Linked DNA regions of Homo sapiens: region 1 is linked to region 2. Evidence: chromatin loops called from intact Hi-C (ENCODE). Cell type or tissue: Calu3. All regions are shown on one strand. Each heading gives the region's core, and the rest is flanking DNA. Links, peaks and the distances in the headings are about the cores only.

Region 1 (8,330 bases), core at 203-8,202, 63 kb before region 2:
CCAGGTTACAGCAGAAACCCAAACAGGTGCCATAACTTACCTAATGTCACAGCCAGTTCAAGCCAGCACTAGGACCAGGGCCCAGCTATGTAAGTAAGGAGTAGAGTGCAATGCAGAGGTTGAATAACCACAGGCTTGTGGGGCCAGGCTGGCATCACAAATGAGAAAGTAGGCTGGGTAGAATAGTAGGGAATGGTAGGGACTGTAGCAAACTAGATGTCACAAGCCCTGTTTAAAAGCAGCAGCTCAAGTTGGTTGTTGGCATATGAGAATGTGGACATATAGTGCCAGATCTTTCTTCTGGTTTTTAAAGACATGTTAGACTCTAGATTTTTATATTAAATAGTCTGTCTCTCTCTCTCTCCTTTTTTTTCTTTTTCTTTTTTTTTTTTTGGAGACAGGGTCTCATTCTCTTACCCAGGCTGGAGTACAGCAGCTTGATCTTGGCTATCTGCAACCTCTACCTCCCTGGCTCAAGGAAATCCTCCTGCCTCAGCTCCTGAGTAGCTGGGACAACAGATGCACTCAATGACGCCCGGCTAATTTTTGAATTTTTTGTAGAGATCGGAGTTTGCCATGTCGCCCAGGTCAGTCTCAAACTCCTGGATTCAAGCAAGTTGCCTGCCTTAGCCCCGCAAAGTGCTGGGATTACAGGTGTGAGCTGCTGTGCCTGGCCAAATGATCTCATTTTAAAATGTTGCCATCAGCTGGGTGCAGTGGCTCACACCTGTAATCCCAACACTTTGGGAGGCCAAGGCAGGTGGATCACTTGAGGTCAAAAGTTGGAGACCAGCCTGGGCAACATGGTGAAACCCCATCTCTACTAAAAATACAAAAATTAGCCAGGTGTGGTGGTGCATGCTTGTAATCCCAGTTACTTGGGAGGCTGAGGCAGGAGGATCGCTTGAACCCTGGATGTGGAGGTTGCAGTGAGCCGAGATGGCTCCACTGCACTCCAGCCTGGGTGACAGAGTGATACTCTCTGTCTCAAAACAAAATAAAATGTTGGCATCTAACTTTTTAAACAGTAAAAGGCTGGGCATGGTGGCTTATGCCTGTAATCCTAGCACTTTGGGAGGCTGAGGCGGGCAGATCACCTGAGGTCAGGAATTCGAGACCAGCCTGGCCAACACGGCAAAACCCCATCTCTACTAAAAATACAAAAAAATAGCTGGGCGTGGTGGCGGGCGCCTGTAATCCCAGCTGCTACAGATGTTAAGGCACAAGAATCGCTTGAGCCCGGGAGGCAGAGGGTGCAGGGGGCTGAGATTGCACCATTCCACTTCAACCTGGGCAACAGAGCAAGACTCCATCTCAAAAAGAAACAAAAAATAGTAAAACACCACTGTGTAGGCCAAACAAAACACAACCGAGAACTGCAGTCTAGCCTGATTTGTAACTTCTGGTGGAAGGGGTAAGGGCCCCAGGCTCCAGATTTAGACATATAAAGACCTGATTCGGAGTTCTGCCACTGCTTGTCTGAGTAATTTTATTTAAGATTTGTAGCCTCCCTGAGCTTCAATACTCTCTCCTGTAAAATGGGAATAGTAAAATGGGCTACTGTGAGGATAAATAAGGTAATGACTTCAAAACATCTAGTAAAATTGTTAGCTCATCGTAGGTACGCAATAACTATAGCTACTCCACTAAAGTTCCTAATTGGAGGAATTCCCAATCCCTTCTGCTCCCTAGTCCATTCACTTCAAATCTATTTTTTCCCCAAGGTTTGGTCATTCGGTGTCCCTGGAACTCTAACTCAGATACCCAAGGCACTCAAAAAATATTCGCACACACCCCGCATTCACTCTTGGGAGGATTTTGAGATGCCAAGGCTGGTTACCAAGGAAAACGTTTAGGAGTCTTCCCTGGTGTTCAGCAGCAACGTTTCAGTGTTGGTTAAAAGACAGGCTTGGTCGGGCACGGTGGCTCATGCCTGTAATCCCAGCACTTTGAGAAGCCGAGGCGGGCAGATCACCTGAGGTCGGGAGTTCAAGAGCAGCCTGACCTACTAAAAATACAAAATGAGCTGAGCGTGGTGGCACATGCCTGTAATCCCAGCTACTCAGGAGGCTGAGGCAGGAGAATCGCTTGAACCCGGGAGGCGGAGGTTGCGGTGAGCCGAGATCAAGCCATTGCACTCCAGCCTGGGCAATAAGTGAAACTGACTCAAAAAAAAAAAAAAAAAAAAAGAGAGGCTTGCCCCAGAGCAGGGGACTGGCTAACATGACCCTTCAGGGGCCTTAAAATCTTCAACTTTAATTTCTTCTTTTTTTTGAGACAGAGTCTCGCTCTGTCGCCCAGGCTGGAGTGCAGTGTCGTGATCTCGGCTCACTGCAACCTCTGCCTCCCGGGTTCAAGCGATTCTCCTGCCTCAGCCTCCTGAGTAGCTGGGATTACAGGTGCCCACCACTCCGCCCAGCTAATTTTTTTGTATTTTTAGTAGAGACGGAGTTTCACCATGTTGGCCAAGCTGGTCTCAAACTCCTGACCTCATGATTTGCCTGCCTCAGCCTCCCAAAGTGCTAGGATTATAGGCGTGAGCCACCGCACCCGGCTTCATTTTTAATTTCATTAGCTCCTGTGCACATGCACACATGCGTATACGCACACAACGCTCACACACATTGTTACTCAAATACCTGCCTGAGTTCCCTATTCCTAGAAACTGTTTTGGCTTTCACTTTCACTCCACTCCTTCTACCATAGGCTCTACCCCGAGAGAGGGTGCTGCCACAACCCTTGAAACCAACATTCTCTGAGATTTATTTACTCAGCAGGGAGCTGCAGGAAAGGAGAGAACAGGGTGGCTGAAGCTCAAGTGACTGCACAGAAGGGGCTTTGAAAAGAAAAGTGACTTACACCCAGGGTCATCAGTAGGTCTTACAGTATATATTTGAGCCCAAGATCCTCTACTCCAACATGCCTGTTCTAACCATTGTATTATCCTGCTGCTTCCAATGGGGCCACATTCCAGGACTGGGTTCCCATCCCACGAGTCGTTAGAAAATACCATGACTCAGTGAGCTATTTCCCCTTTCTTTTTGTTTATATGATTGTACATTTCAAAAAGTCCCAGTAAATGGTATTTTTTTAAAGTAAAAGGATTTAAACAAGCAGCCACGATTCCATCATAATCAGTAATTCTTTTATCACATTAATTATTATCACACAGTGATTGGAGAAAATAATTACTACAGAGGCCGCATTTTACAAAACATTCATTACCTTACCTCATCAATCCCAAAATGTATTTTTAAATCTGAATTTATCTTAAAATCTGTGGAATCTAAGCTTCCATGGAACAGACTTTGTTTGGTCATAAGAACAATCCTGGTAGGCAAGCATTGCCCAGATTACAATCCCCATTTTGCAGCTGGGAAAACTGAGTTCAAAGAGGTAAACAATTTGCCTGAGGTCACAGAGCTAGTCAGTGCAGAACCAGAACTGCAGGCCTAGCTCCTGATTTTCAGCACAAGCGGTATCTACCATATATTCCTGGCCTCCAGGCCCTGTGTTCATACCTACCTGTTCCCATCACTCTCCTGGCCACACCCTAACAGAGGGCTGAGGGAGACCTCAGCTCCCCCAACCAGGCTTCCCTAGCCTCAGCCAGCTAGAGGTGGGGTAAACTCACTGTGGGGACTCCTGGGAGCAGTCTCTCCACATAGGAAATTTTTAAGTCCAAAGCTTTCACTTTCAAGAATGAACCCTGTGTGTGAGGCAGCACTGCAGAGACCAAAGCTCAGCTTGGGCGTGAAGGCAGGATTTTGCTGGTGTCCTTATAAACCCCATGCAAACTAGATCTAGGAGTTCCCCACCTGGGGACCCCATTCCCTGGAAATTACTCACAAATGCTCTATTTCTCATATTTCAAAAGGTCAAATGAAAATCAAATATCGACTCTAGATAAGATCTCACAGACAGAATAAAATACTACACTGCTTTTGGCTAAACCTGCATCAATTTAGTGGTTTGTGTCTGCTAACCAAAAAACACTGATTGGCTATTACAGGGCCACAATTCACATAGAAGAGGAAAACCAATTAACAAATTATTATGTAACAGGTGCAGCTGACAGACTTAAATCTTTCAGAACAAGGGGTGTGACAAGGGAAAACAATAGAAGAGGAAAGCTGAGAGTGGAATTTGAGCTCCTCATTTTCCCAGATGGGGAATGTGAGGTTCAGAGAGCTGGAGTGACTCGCTCAGGGTCACACAGCAGGGCTGGAACCAGCACCCAAGGTTTCTGCCCCTAGGGAGAAGGATCTTCCTACCACACCCTGCTGTCCTGAGGTTCAAGAAACGCAGAGTGCTAGGACTCACCAGGGTTGCTGAAGGGGGCCAGGACAGGGAATGGCAATGGCTTCTCCCTGTCACCTGTGGGCTCCTTCCTCGGGGCAGCTGCCAAGGCCACGCTGTTTTTCCTCCCTGGGAGTCTGCCAGGGCAGCTAGGTATGGGAGCCTCTTGGAAATCCAGCTCTGGGTGAGGGAAAGGAGGCCTCTTTGACAAAAGCACCCTCCAAAGCATGGAGTGACCAGGGCCTGGGGTCACTATGTGGCCCTGGAGGGTTTAGGTACATCCAGATCGCACAGCTGCCTCCTGGCTCTGGCCCGGGAGCTCTCCAGGTTGCCAGGCTAGTTTTCCTTCCAGACGCTGGGTGCCTTTAAGAGAGCGACGGCAGCTCATTGGCCGAGCAAGGCTACCCCACCTCTTTACCTTAGCGGGGAGCACAGCTAGGCTAGAGGCAGAGAGACTCAGGTGAGTAAACAAATGGTGGCAACCCGCTGAGTCTCCCCTCCTCCACAGCCCTGGTCCTGGGCTTCCTTCCTCACCTCCACTCTCCACCCTGGAAAACAAGCTGGGGCTAAAGGAAGAGCAAAACACTCTGCAAAGTGCTTAGTGCGGTTCAGACTACATGATCTCACAGTGACCCTGGGGCAGAGTTATTAGTACATCTTCTCTTTTCAGTGGAACAACTGAGTCCTTGGAGGGGTGAAGTGGCTTGTCCAGTTCACACAGCCCTTGCAAGGAAGGTCGACAGAGAGGGATGGTGTGAGGATCCAAACCCGAGTCTCCTGCTTTTGACTTCCCATACGGTTCTGTTGGACCACACCACTTTCCTGTTTGCAAAGCCTTTGGCAAGTCACTCACTGCCTCAGTTTCCACATCTGTAGCATGGTATAGTCATGCTAGTGATCCTCTACTCACTATAATGAGTATATAATCTTGGGTTTAAAGCTGAAAGAGACTTTGGAGATTATATAGCTCATCCAGTCATTTATCAGGCATTCATTATTCAAAAGGCATTATTATTCAGCAGCTATTATGTGTCAGGCTCTGTTTTAGTTCCTAGGGACATATCAATGAACAAGAAAGTCAAGAACCTTACTTTTATTGAGTTTACATTCTGGAGAGAGGGGATCTAGATATAAACAAGCCAATTAGATAAGTAATAGTTCCACAAAAATGAAATAGGTTGATATGATAAAGTAATGGAGGATGGATATTTTCAATGATGTGGTCAGGAGGCCCTCCCTAGGGAGGTGATATTAAAGCTGAGACATGAATGATGACAAGGAACGAGACATTGGAAGAGCTGGAGCAAGAGTGTTCAATGCACAGAGAACCAACCCCAAGTATAAGGTCCCCGAAGCAGGTACGTTTGGAGAACAGAAAGAAAGCTGCTGTCACTACAATATAGTCCAATCCCTGTACCCCCTCTTAATAGATAAGGAATTTTATCTATTCCTTATTTATTCCTGGAAGGTAATTCAAGAATTCAGAAAGATGATTCAACTTGCCCAAGATTCCCTCTTGTAAATTCCTCCTTCCTTTCTTTATCCTCATGTAGAAGACAAGGAAACTGAAGCTTTGGGGTGACCAGCATACTTGGGTTACCAACCCAACAATCATTCTGGTAGCCTACACTGCTATAATCTCATGCTTCTTCCACTCTGTAGACATATGTAAACTCCCAGACAGCAGGAACTATGATTTTAAGAGTGTACCACACTACCGGGTGCGGTGGCTCACGCCTGTAATCCCAACACTTTGGGAGGCTGAGGTGGGCGGATCACGAGGTCAGGAGTTCAAGAACAGCCTGACCAACATAGTGAAACCCCGTCTCTACTAAAAATACAAAAATAAGCCAGGTGTGGTGGCGCATGCCTGTAATCCCAGCTACTCAGGAGGCTGAGGCAGGAGAATCGCTTGAACCCGGGAGCTGGAGGTTGCAGTGAGCCAAGATCACACCACTGCACTCCAACCCAGGCGACAGAGTGAGACTCCATCTTAAAAAAAAAAAAAAAAAAGTACCACACTGAAGAACAAAATCCTGACACTGACGGAATATGTAGTAGTCTTCAAAATTCCAGCAGTAATGCAAACGGCCACACTGTCACATGGGGTCAGCACAGACCCTTCCTGTGGGGTTCCTTTCCACTTTCATTTTCAGAATTTTTTACTCTGATTTTTAAAAAGGGCTGCCTGTTTTCAGTCTCACATTGTTAGTAGTAGCTTTGGTATTATTCTGAGACTGTTGGATATACAGTATGTAATAAAGCAAGTGAGTTTGTTGGTATTGCTGAGAACCAGGACTTTTGGTGTGGGAGAAAAATACAAGTGAAAGACGAAAGGGGTTAAGTAAAAAATGCATAATCCTGTGTTTGTATTAGAGGTTTCAGTATGATTTTTTTTTTTTTTTTTTTTTTGAGATGGAGTCTCACTCTGTCGCCCAGGCTGGAGTGCTGTGCCGCGATCTTGGCTCACTGCAACTTCCACCTCCTGAGTTCAAGCGATTCTCCTGCCTCAGCCTCCTGAGTAGCTGGGATTATAGGTGCACGCCACCATGCCCGGCTAATTTTTTGAATTTTTAGTAGAGACAGGGTTTCACCATGTCGGTCAGGCTGGTCTCGAACTCCTGACCTCATGATCTGCCCACATTGGCCTCCCAAAGTGCTGGGATTACAGGTGTGAGCCACCGTGTCTGGCCTAAATTTTTTTTTTAACAGATAGGGTCTCACTATATTGACCAAGCTGGTTTTCAACTCCTGGGCTTAATCAATCCTCCCACCTCGGCCTTCCAAAGTACTGGGATTACAGGCATAAGCCACTGTGCCTGGCCTCTCAGTATGAATTTTTTATTTAGCCGATCTGAAAACAAATAAACTAAGTGAATTCCCTAGCTCTGTTTACTGTTTTCAGGTCTAGAAACAATGACCAATCCTTTAGTGCAGAGGTCCCCAACTCGCAGGCCATGGACTGGTACCAGTCTGTGGCCTGTTAGAAACTGGGCCCCACAGCAGGAGGTGAGCGGCGGGCAGCCACCAAAGCCTTGTCTGTATTTACAGCGGCTCCCCATCACTTGCATTACCCCCTGAGCTCCACCTCCTGTCAGATCAACGGCAGCATTAGATTCTCATAGAAGCCTGAACCCTATTGTGAACTGCATATGGCAGGGATCTAGGTTGTGCACTCCTTATGAGAACCTAATGCCTGATGATCTGGGGTAGAATTGAGGTGACGATGCTAGCACTGGGGAGCGGCTGCAAATACAGATTAACATTAGCAGAGAGGTTTGATTGCACAGAGACCATAATAAATCAGTTGCTTGCAGACTCATATCAAAACCCTATCAGTGAGTAGCAAGTGACAATTAAGCTGCATCTGGTGGCAGGCTTTAGGTCAGCATCTGACACTTATTTTAGTCCATACGTGGCCCGCTCATTATTTTATTTACTGCTTCCATCTGCGCCTCTTTCCCACACTGCACACTCGCCTTGGTCACAGTTTTGGTGAGCCCACAAGCTAACTCTAGCCAAAATGAGTAAAAAAAAAAAAAAAAAAAAAAAAAAATCTCACTGGAGAGCTTCTTTGAAAAGCCGGAAAGAACCAATGATGACAGAGCAGAAGACTCAGACTGCCACAAAAAGAAAGCTGCACTTAAAAGAAAATACCAAGAGTCCTACTTAAATTATGGGTTCATTGCAACACGTGATTCACATTCTCCAAGCCTGCTTTGTATAATATGTGGCGACTGGCTATCCAATGAAGCCATGAAACCTTCAAAACTGCTTCACCACATGGAGGCCAAGCACCCTGCATCAAAAGACAAGCTTTTGGAGTTTTCAAAAGAAAAGAATGTGAACATGAAGAGCAGAAGCAATTATTGAAGGCCACCACTTCATCAAATGTGTCTGCACTGAGAGCATCATTCTTAGTGGCTAACTGCATTGCTAAAGCTAAGAAGCCTTTACTATTGGTGAAGAGTTGATTCTGCCTGCTGCTAAGGACATTTGTCATGAACTTTTGGGAGAGGCTGCAGTTCAAA
Region 2 (8,330 bases), core at 275-8,274:
TAGAAAGATGTCCTTGTTTTTTTGTTTTTTTTTTTGTTTTTTTTTTTTGTAATTAAAAGAAAAACACACATTAGGTTGTTAAGTGAAAAATAAAGGCAGGTTGTGTGATGACACTGGTGACGTTGCCATTTATCAAGAGCTCACTGAGCTGGGTGTAGGTCCATGAAGTGCCCGGCATGTGTAATTTTCTTTACTCTCGACAATATCCGTGCGAGGTTTTATAGACGAGAAAACTGAGGCTCAGAGAGATTAAGTAATGTGTCTGGGTTTGAAGCTGAGGAGCCACATGACTGGGACCTGGGACACACTAGGAGCCACCACACTGTGCTCTATATGATTCCAATTCATTAATTAATTGACCATGTTTATGTGTAGAAAGAAATCTGGAGAAATGACCCCAAACCAGGCCTGGGGATTATGTCTGAAGGCAGATTTACAGGCACTTTCACTTTCCATACTGTCTATTTTTGTTATGTTCTAATTAATTGTAACATGCCTGAATTGCCTTTGTAATCAGAGAAAGCAATACAGATTAAAAAACAAAAAGAAAAGTATTTTAAAAAGTCTCTGTCCTTTATCTCTTTTGCTCAGGGGCTGGGCACCCTCTCTTCACAGCTTCCTCTCCCAAACGGGGACACATGCCTGTCGGGAGCCCCAAGTCCCACTGATAAAGGCCTGAGCCAAGTCCCTTATCAGGCCTGAGCAGGCCCTGCAGTCCCGTCCATCTGGTCCCCCCAGGGAGGGTGGGCCCTGTCCCAGGAATCAGCAGGCTCCAGGGCCCCAGAGATAAGAGGAGCTGCAGGTGGTGGGTGGGAGGCAGTAGGACCAGCAGGGTCAGGGTCTGCAGCAGAGCGATTTATGGACCTGGCTCTGTCTGCTGTGTGGTCCTAGGCACATGTCAGCCCCTCTCTGGTCCTCAGGTTCTTCTGGGATTTCTTGGTTCCAGCCTGGTCCTCTTTTAGGAAGTAACCTGGGGATTCCCCAGGGTATGGGGAGGTAGCAAGATGAATGAGATGTCCTTGGCCCCCAGATCCAATCCCAAGTGGATGTGTGGAGACCCAAACACACCCTTATGGCCCTAAACATATTCACACACACCTGCCTGGGCATGCACAGGTCTGCAGGCCCCAAGGCCAAGCTGGGCCACCCCTGGTCAGGCCAAGGCTGTTTACATGTCCAAAGGTTGGACGCCACCTGCCAGGAAGGCCTCAGCTGGTGAGAATCTGCAGCTTTGTCCCCAGGACACAGATAACATGTTCCTGGGGGCAGGACCGGCAGCCCCAGGAGAGGTGGGGCAAGAACACCCAGGTTGCCCTCTCTGGGAAAACCCTTGCCAGCCTCACTGCTGTGGGTCCTACCTGGCGCCTCTGGGCCCTGCCTGGGGTGCTTCTGCATCCCTTGTGGGTCTAGGAGTGCCTCCAACCCCCCCATGCCAGTTAGTTTGGTTTTTCTGACCTTATCCTGGGTCTGCACTGCCCACTATGCCATGCTTTTTATGCCAATGGGTGCTTCCACGTCCCTAAGCCTCAGTTTCCTCATCTGTAAAATGGGGAAAATCATAGCTCTTACCTGATAGGGACAGTGAGGAATCAATGAGCTAAGGTGTGGCATGGTGTCAGGGGAGTAGAAGTGACCCTCCCCACCCCCTGGCAGTGGGCCAGTCCTTCCCCATCCACGCTGCCCTACAGGATGAATCATGCACAATTCTCATGTCAGTGAAAGCACAGTAGTAACTTAGGGGGCTTCTAGTCAGATTGTGATGATGGGGCTTGCACAGTAAAACCTTAAAAGTGGCAATGTGTGTGTGCCCCAGGCACAGACAGAGGGGGGTACACTCAGCTGGGATCTCTGCCGGGAAAGGACCTGAGACATTTTCTTCACTCCTCTCTCCCCCTAGAGACTGTCTTGGCCATGCAGACTCTTTTTTTTTTTTTTTTTTTTTTTTTTTCCTGAGATGGAGTAACATTTTGTTACCCAGGCTGGAGTAAAGTGGCCAGATCTCAGCTCACTGCAACCTCCACCTCCTGGGTTCAAGCGATTCTCTTGCCTCAGCCTCCCGAGTAGCTGGGATTGCAGGTGTGTGCCACCATGTCCAGCTAATTTTTGTATTTTTAGTAGAGAGGGGGTTTCAGCATGTTGCCCAGGCTGGTCTTGAACTCCTGACTTCAGGTTATCTACCCGCCTCGGCCTCCCAGAGTGCTGGGATTACAGGCATGAGCCATGGCACCCAGCCTGGCCATGCAAACTCTTTTTTTTTTTTTTTTTTTTTTTGGAGACAGAGTCTCACTCTGTTGCCCAGGCTGGAGTGCGATGGCATGATCTCGGCTCACTTGCAATCTCCACCTCCCGGGCTCAAGTGATTCTCCTGCCTCAGCCTCCTGGGTAACTGGGATTACAGGTACGTGCCACCATGCCTGGCTAATTTTCATATTTTTAGTAGAGACAGGGTTTCACCATGTTGGTCAGGCTAGTCTCAAACTCCTGACCTCGTGATCCTCCTGCCTTGGCCTCCCAAAGTGCTGGGATTATAGGCGTGAGCCACCTCACCTGGACTTTTCTTTTTGAGATGGAGTCTTGTCCTGTCACCCAGGCTGCAGTGCAATGGCACGATCTCAGCTCACTGCAACCTCTCCCTGCTGGGTTCAAGCAATTCTCCTACCTCAGCCTCCTAAGTAGCTGGAACTATAGGCACGTGCCACCATGCCCAGCTAATTTTTTGTATTTTTAGTAGAGATGGGGTTTCACCATGCTGGCCAGGCTGGTCTCGAACTCCTGACCTTGTGATCTGCCTGCCTTGGCCTCCGAGAGTTCTGGGATTACAGGTGTGAGCCACCGTGCCCGGCCCCATGCAAACTCATGACTGATCACCTGCAAGGAAGAGTGAAGCTCATTTTGTTTTAAGGTAGCTTAGTCTATTACTAAATTGTTTACTAAAACTTTTTTCATATTATTAATAAATTAGCAAAAAAAAAAAAATAATAAACATTGATAACCTCCAGGGTTGGCCAAGCCATGAGGAAACAGGCTCTGTCCGGCACCATGGGTGGGATGAAAATGGGCACAACCCACCTGTGAGTGACCAGCATCTTTACCAACCCCAGCTACACACACCCCACAACCCAGGGGTCACACGCCTGGGAGTCTACTGACAGAAACACCATCACAGTGACATCTGTTTGTGGATATTTCTGGAACATTTTTCTTTGTTTTTTGGTAAAAGCAAAAAATTAGAAGTAATTCAGATGACTAGCCACAGAGGGTTTATTACCTAGACATTTTGTGATCCACCCACACTATAGAATACTGTACAGATGCCAAAAAGAATGGATTCCTTGGAAATGTTTCTAAGATTCACTGGCAGGTGAAAGAAGAAAATTAAAGAATAAAATGGGCCAGGCGCGGTGGCTCACGCCTGTAATCCCAGCACTTCGGGAGGCCGAGGCAGGTGGATCACTTGAGGTCAGGAGTTTGAGACCAGCCTGGCCAACATGGTGAAGCCCCGTCTCTACGAAAAAATACAAAAATTAGCTGGGTGTGGTAGCTCGCCTGTAATTCCAGCTACTCGGGAGGCTGAGGCGCGAGAATCGCCGCTTGAACCTGGGAGATGGAGGTTGCAGAGATGGCGCCATTGCACTCCAGCCTGGGCAACAGAGTGAGACTCTGTCTCAAAAAAAAAAAAAAAAAAAAAAAAAAGAATAATATGTATGATCAGAATTCTAAAAACACACACAAACAAAATTACTCCCATTACTCCCCTTTTCTCTAAAAATATCTATACAGCAACTCAGGTATATTGGCATAGAAAACTTTTAGAAGTATTCATACCACACGTTTAACTTAATTCATGTCATTTTCTAGCTGTGTGGCCCTTAGGAAGTCATACCTCTCAGCCCCAGTCTCCGCCTTTGTAAACTGGTAATAGCAAATCTCACATATGGTTGTGACGAGAATATAACTAGTTCTTGTAAATCACTTGGCACATAAATACTTAGTAAAAGAACGCAGGAGGCCGGGTGTGGTGGCTCACGCCTGTAATCCCAGCACTTTGGGAGGCCGAGGCAGGCGGATCACCTGAGGTCGGAGGTTTGAGTTCAAGACCAACCTGGCCAACATGGAGGAACACTGTCTCCACTAAAACTACAAAAAAAAAAAAAAAAAAAAAAATTAGCCGGGCTTGGTGGCGCATGCCTGTAATCCCAGCTTTTCGGGAGGCTGAGGCAGGAGAATCGCTTGAACCCGGGGGGCGTTAAGTTGTGGTGAGACGAGATGGCGCCATTGCACTCCAGCCTGGGCAACAAGAGTGAAATTTCGTCTCAAAAATAAAAAGTAAAAATAAAAAATAATGCAGGAATACAATTTCATCTAAATAAGCAAATTAATTTTTAGGAATACATTTTCAGCTAAGCGCAAAGGCTGGCTCGTCTGCCTGTCTTTGCTGCCACCTAGTGGTAACAGGTAGGAAAGCGCATATTGGAAGGCTTGCTTTTTTTTCTTTATTTATGACACAATTTATTCAAGGCCTACAATGTATCCGGCACACACCACGCCTGTACCTTCTCAGTTTTCTTATCTGAAGAATGGGGGTAATAAATGAACTGACCCCATAAGTTTGTGAGGATAAAATGCAATAATGCATGTAAAGCATTTAACATTGGCTGTAACACAAAAGAATGCTCTAGAAATGGTAATTATTGGTGTTTACACATGCATAATTTAATTTAGGAAATCAGTATTATACCCATTTTTCTGTGTGAGAAATTTGAGGCTCAGAGAAATCAAAGTAACTTGCCTAAGGCTACTGAGCTAACTAGAGGAGGGTCTGAGATTAGAATCTAGGTCTGGGCAACACAGCCAGAGAAAAAGAAAAAAGAAAAAAATACAAAAAAGAAAAAAATAGCCGTGTGTGGTGGTGCACATCTGTAGTCCCAGCTACTTGGGAGGCTGAGGTGGGAGGACCGCTCGAGCCCAGGAGGTTGAGGCTGCTCTAAGCCGAGATTTTGTCACTGCACTTCAACCTAGGCGCAGAGCAAGATCTCATCTCAAAACAAACAAACAAAAAGGAATCTAGGTCTGTCCTGGGGCTGCCTCATCACCCTTAAGATACCATCTCACATGACCTCCTGAAAAGGAGTTGGTTTTTGGATTCCACAGACCAAGAGCATTTAAAAATACCCAGATGTATTGGTTATCTATTGCTGCATAATGAATTACCCTAAAACCCAGTGGGCACAGATTCACTGGCTCCTCCACTGCAGGTATCTCACAGGTGCTATTCAGGGTGTTGGCCACACAGGGTGGGGTCAGGGCACACTTGTTACATGTGAGTGCCTCCTGAAATTTTACATGCTGCGCCTTAAGGTTCCTTAAGTAGCCTTAAGGTTCAACTGGGGAACCACCTGCTTCCAGCTTACCTGGCTGTTGGCAGGACTCAGTTCCTCCAGGGCTGTTGGATTGAGGCCCTCAGTACCCCTAGCTGTTGGTCAGAGACCACCAGCTCCTTACTACATCATTGGCTGACCTTTTTTTTTTTTTTTTTTGAGACGGAGTTTTGCTCTGTTGCCCAGGCTGGAGTGCAATGGCTCGATCTCAGCTCACTGCAACCTCTGCCACCTGGGTTCAAGCGATTCTCCTGCCTCAGCCTCCCGAATAGCTGGGATTACAGGTGCCAGGCACCATGCCCGGGTAATTTTTGTATTTTCAGTAGAGATGGGGTTTCACTATGTTGGCCAGGCTGGTCTCGAACCCCTGACCTCATGATCCGCCCGCTTCGGCCTCCCAAAGTGCTGAGATTACAGGCGTGGGCCACCGCGCCCAGCCTGGCTGCTTTTTCAGTGTGGCAGTTTGTTTCATCAAAGTGTGCAAGCCAAGAAGAGCAAAAGTCAGCTGGCAAGATGGAAGTCACAGTCATTGCTAATCTAATCACAGAAGTCATTATTGCGACATTCTGTTTCTTAGAAGCAAGTCACCAGCCCCAGCCACTCTGGAGGGGAGGGGATCATACAAAGGCTTGAATATCAGGAGGAGGGGACTGCGGAAGGCCATTCTAGAGCCTTCCTGTCACACTGGAGTTGCCTGTCAACTTTTAATTTTGCTAAATAACATTTATTTACTTATCTATTTATTTTTTTTTTTTGAAACAGAGTCAAACTCCGTAACCCAGCCTTGAGTGCAGTGGTGCGATCTCATCTCGGCTCACTGCAACCTCTGTCTCCCGGGTTCAAGCAATTCTCCTGCCTCGGGTTCCCGAGTAGCTGGGGCTACAGGTGAGCACCGGCCCGCCCGCCTAATTTTTGTATTTTTTAATAGAGACGGGGTTTCACTATGTTGGCCAGTCTGGTCTCCTGGCCGCAGGTGATCCGCCCGCCTCCCAAAGTGCTAGGATTACCTGGGGCGTGAGCCACTGAGCCAGGCTGATCCACTGCACCCGGTAACCCAAGAACATTTAGAAAATCAACTCCCGGCCAGGCACAGTGGCCCAGGGCTGTAATCCCAGCACTTTGGGAGGCTGAGGCTGGGGGATTGCTTGAGCCCAGGAGTTCGAGACCAGTCTGGGCAATATAGAGAAACCTCGTCTCAATTCAAAATAAATAAATAAGAAAAAAGAAAACTCCCAGCCCTGGTTACCATCATTTCATAAAAGAAATGGACATTTTAACAACTAGATACAAACAGGAAATTTCAGAATAAAGGCTAGTCCCTTGTGGTTGAGTAAATACAGCTCTATTAGAAGCTTCCACATTGCTCTGAGATTTCTCACCGAGCAGCATTCTGGTGCCTAGACTAGCCCTGGGAACCTCCAGGGGCCTGCACACCCGCCAGGGGAAAGAGAGAGGAGGACATGGGTAGGGCCTGCCTGAGACCACACTGTGCCCAGCACTTCAAAAAAAAAAAACGGCTGGCTGAATGAATAGTAAATGTACAACCTCATGTGGAAGTGTCTCACTTATCTTCAGCTTCTAGAGGAGGAAACCGGGCCCCGTAAGGCTAAATGGCGGGTCTCAAAGTTTTAGGGATGGAAAGGGGATTAATATTTGCAGGGTGCTTTGCCAGCCACCACAGCCCCAGTGCCATTTTAGCACCCTGCAAACAAGTCCTGAGAGGGCAAGCAAGCTGCTGACGGGGACTCGAGCGGCTGTGGGAAAAGGGACCTGCGGTGGTTCAGGAAAGCAGCCTTAAGTGACCGAGCCTGGACGCGCCAGGCACAGTGTGGGAAGAGTGCCATTCAATCCTCCGCGTAACCCTGGCGGGGCCGGGCTAAGAAGCGCTTACCCAAGCGCAGGAGACAGGAGCTGAGCACAGCGTCGGGAGCTTGCGAGATCACCTGGCTGGGATGAGGTCATCTAAGGTTTAAGAGCGCGGTCGTCTGAGTCTAAAGTCCAGCTCTTTATCTCTGCCGCCGGGGATCCTGGGGCGTAGTGTAAAGGAGGCGGGTGGCTAGGGTCACGTGGCTGATCACCCCAAGAGAAGTCAACCCCAGGCGGGCGGTTACGACGCTCATGCTCCTTAGTGGTCTTCATTTCCGTAATGAGGGGCCGGAGGTGACGGTGCAGCAGGCGGGAGCCAGGGTAAACTTCACCCAGGTGGCCCCAGTGCGAAGGCAGCGAGGCCCTACAGCAAATGGCCAAGGCCGCCTCAGAGGCAAAGCTGCTCTCCCTTTCTCTTTGCTGCCCCATTCTCCCAGTTCCTCCTCAGCCCGGGCCTCCGGGAGCCTTCTGCTGGAAGAGATGTGCTTTCTTTTTTTAGTTTCTTGAGTTTTTTTAGAGACGAGGTCTCGCTCTTCTGCCGCCCAGGTTGGAGTGCAGTGGGGCGAACACGGCTCACTGCAGCCTCCAGCTCCTGGGCTCCAGCAAGCCTCCCGCCTGGGACCAAAGGAGCGCTCCACGGGGCGGGGGCCGCTGTGCGCTTTCTTACTTTGCCCTTTTCATCGCATATTCGGTTGTTCACCCGCGACTTCCTTTCCCGAGGAGCGACGGCGGCGGGGGCTTCTCTCTGCAACCACCACCGGCCCAGAGGAGAGCCCTTGACCAAGGACATCACGAGTACGAAATGACCAAATTTGTTCAGTATTGACTGTATCTAGGAGTATCCTACTCTCAAATAACCCACATGCAAAATCCTGAGGCGGAAGCTACCTTCATCCCTGTTTACAAAACAAACAAACAAAAAACAAAAAAACCCAGGAACCAAAAGATTGAGCAAGGTGTCCAAACCACACAGTTGGTATTTGGTGTCACGTTGGAAGGAGGAAAGGCCACAATTAAAAATTGTTATTCCCGCCGGGTGTGGTGGCTTACACCTGTAATCCCAGCACTTTGGCAGGCTCAGGCAGG

Evidence for each region. A loop is a pair of places that touch in the nucleus more often than their neighbours do. Peaks named below come from ENCODE experiments on the same cell type or tissue, not always from the same donor. Only the 100,000 strongest peaks of a DNase experiment are listed, where the experiment ranks them.
Region 1: it touches region 2 in a loop (4-fold over the local background); 5 of 110 quality-filtered maps call a loop at or near these places.

What each region holds. Positions count from the first base shown.
Region 1 is chr5:154,709,124-154,717,453 of GRCh38, reverse strand. It overlaps a transcript of LARP1 not described here. Among named protein-coding and RNA genes, the nearest start is that of MIR1303, 28 kb to the right of the region's middle. RefSeq lists a cis regulatory region at 1,783 and enhancers at 1,699-1,868, 4,520-5,066. In Calu3, for the core only: no CTCF peak of the experiment used is centred there; DNase peaks (open chromatin) are centred at 2,733, 3,623 and 4,703.
Region 2 is chr5:154,646,485-154,654,814 of GRCh38, reverse strand. No RefSeq gene overlaps it. Among named protein-coding and RNA genes, the nearest start is that of MIR1303, 35 kb to the left of the region's middle. RefSeq lists a cis regulatory region at 394-1,190, a silencer at 1,052-1,346 and enhancers at 1,052-1,346, 7,177-7,286, 6,948-7,610. In Calu3, for the core only: a CTCF peak has its summit at 4,442 (motif pointing left); DNase peaks (open chromatin) are centred at 1,644, 4,444 and 7,284.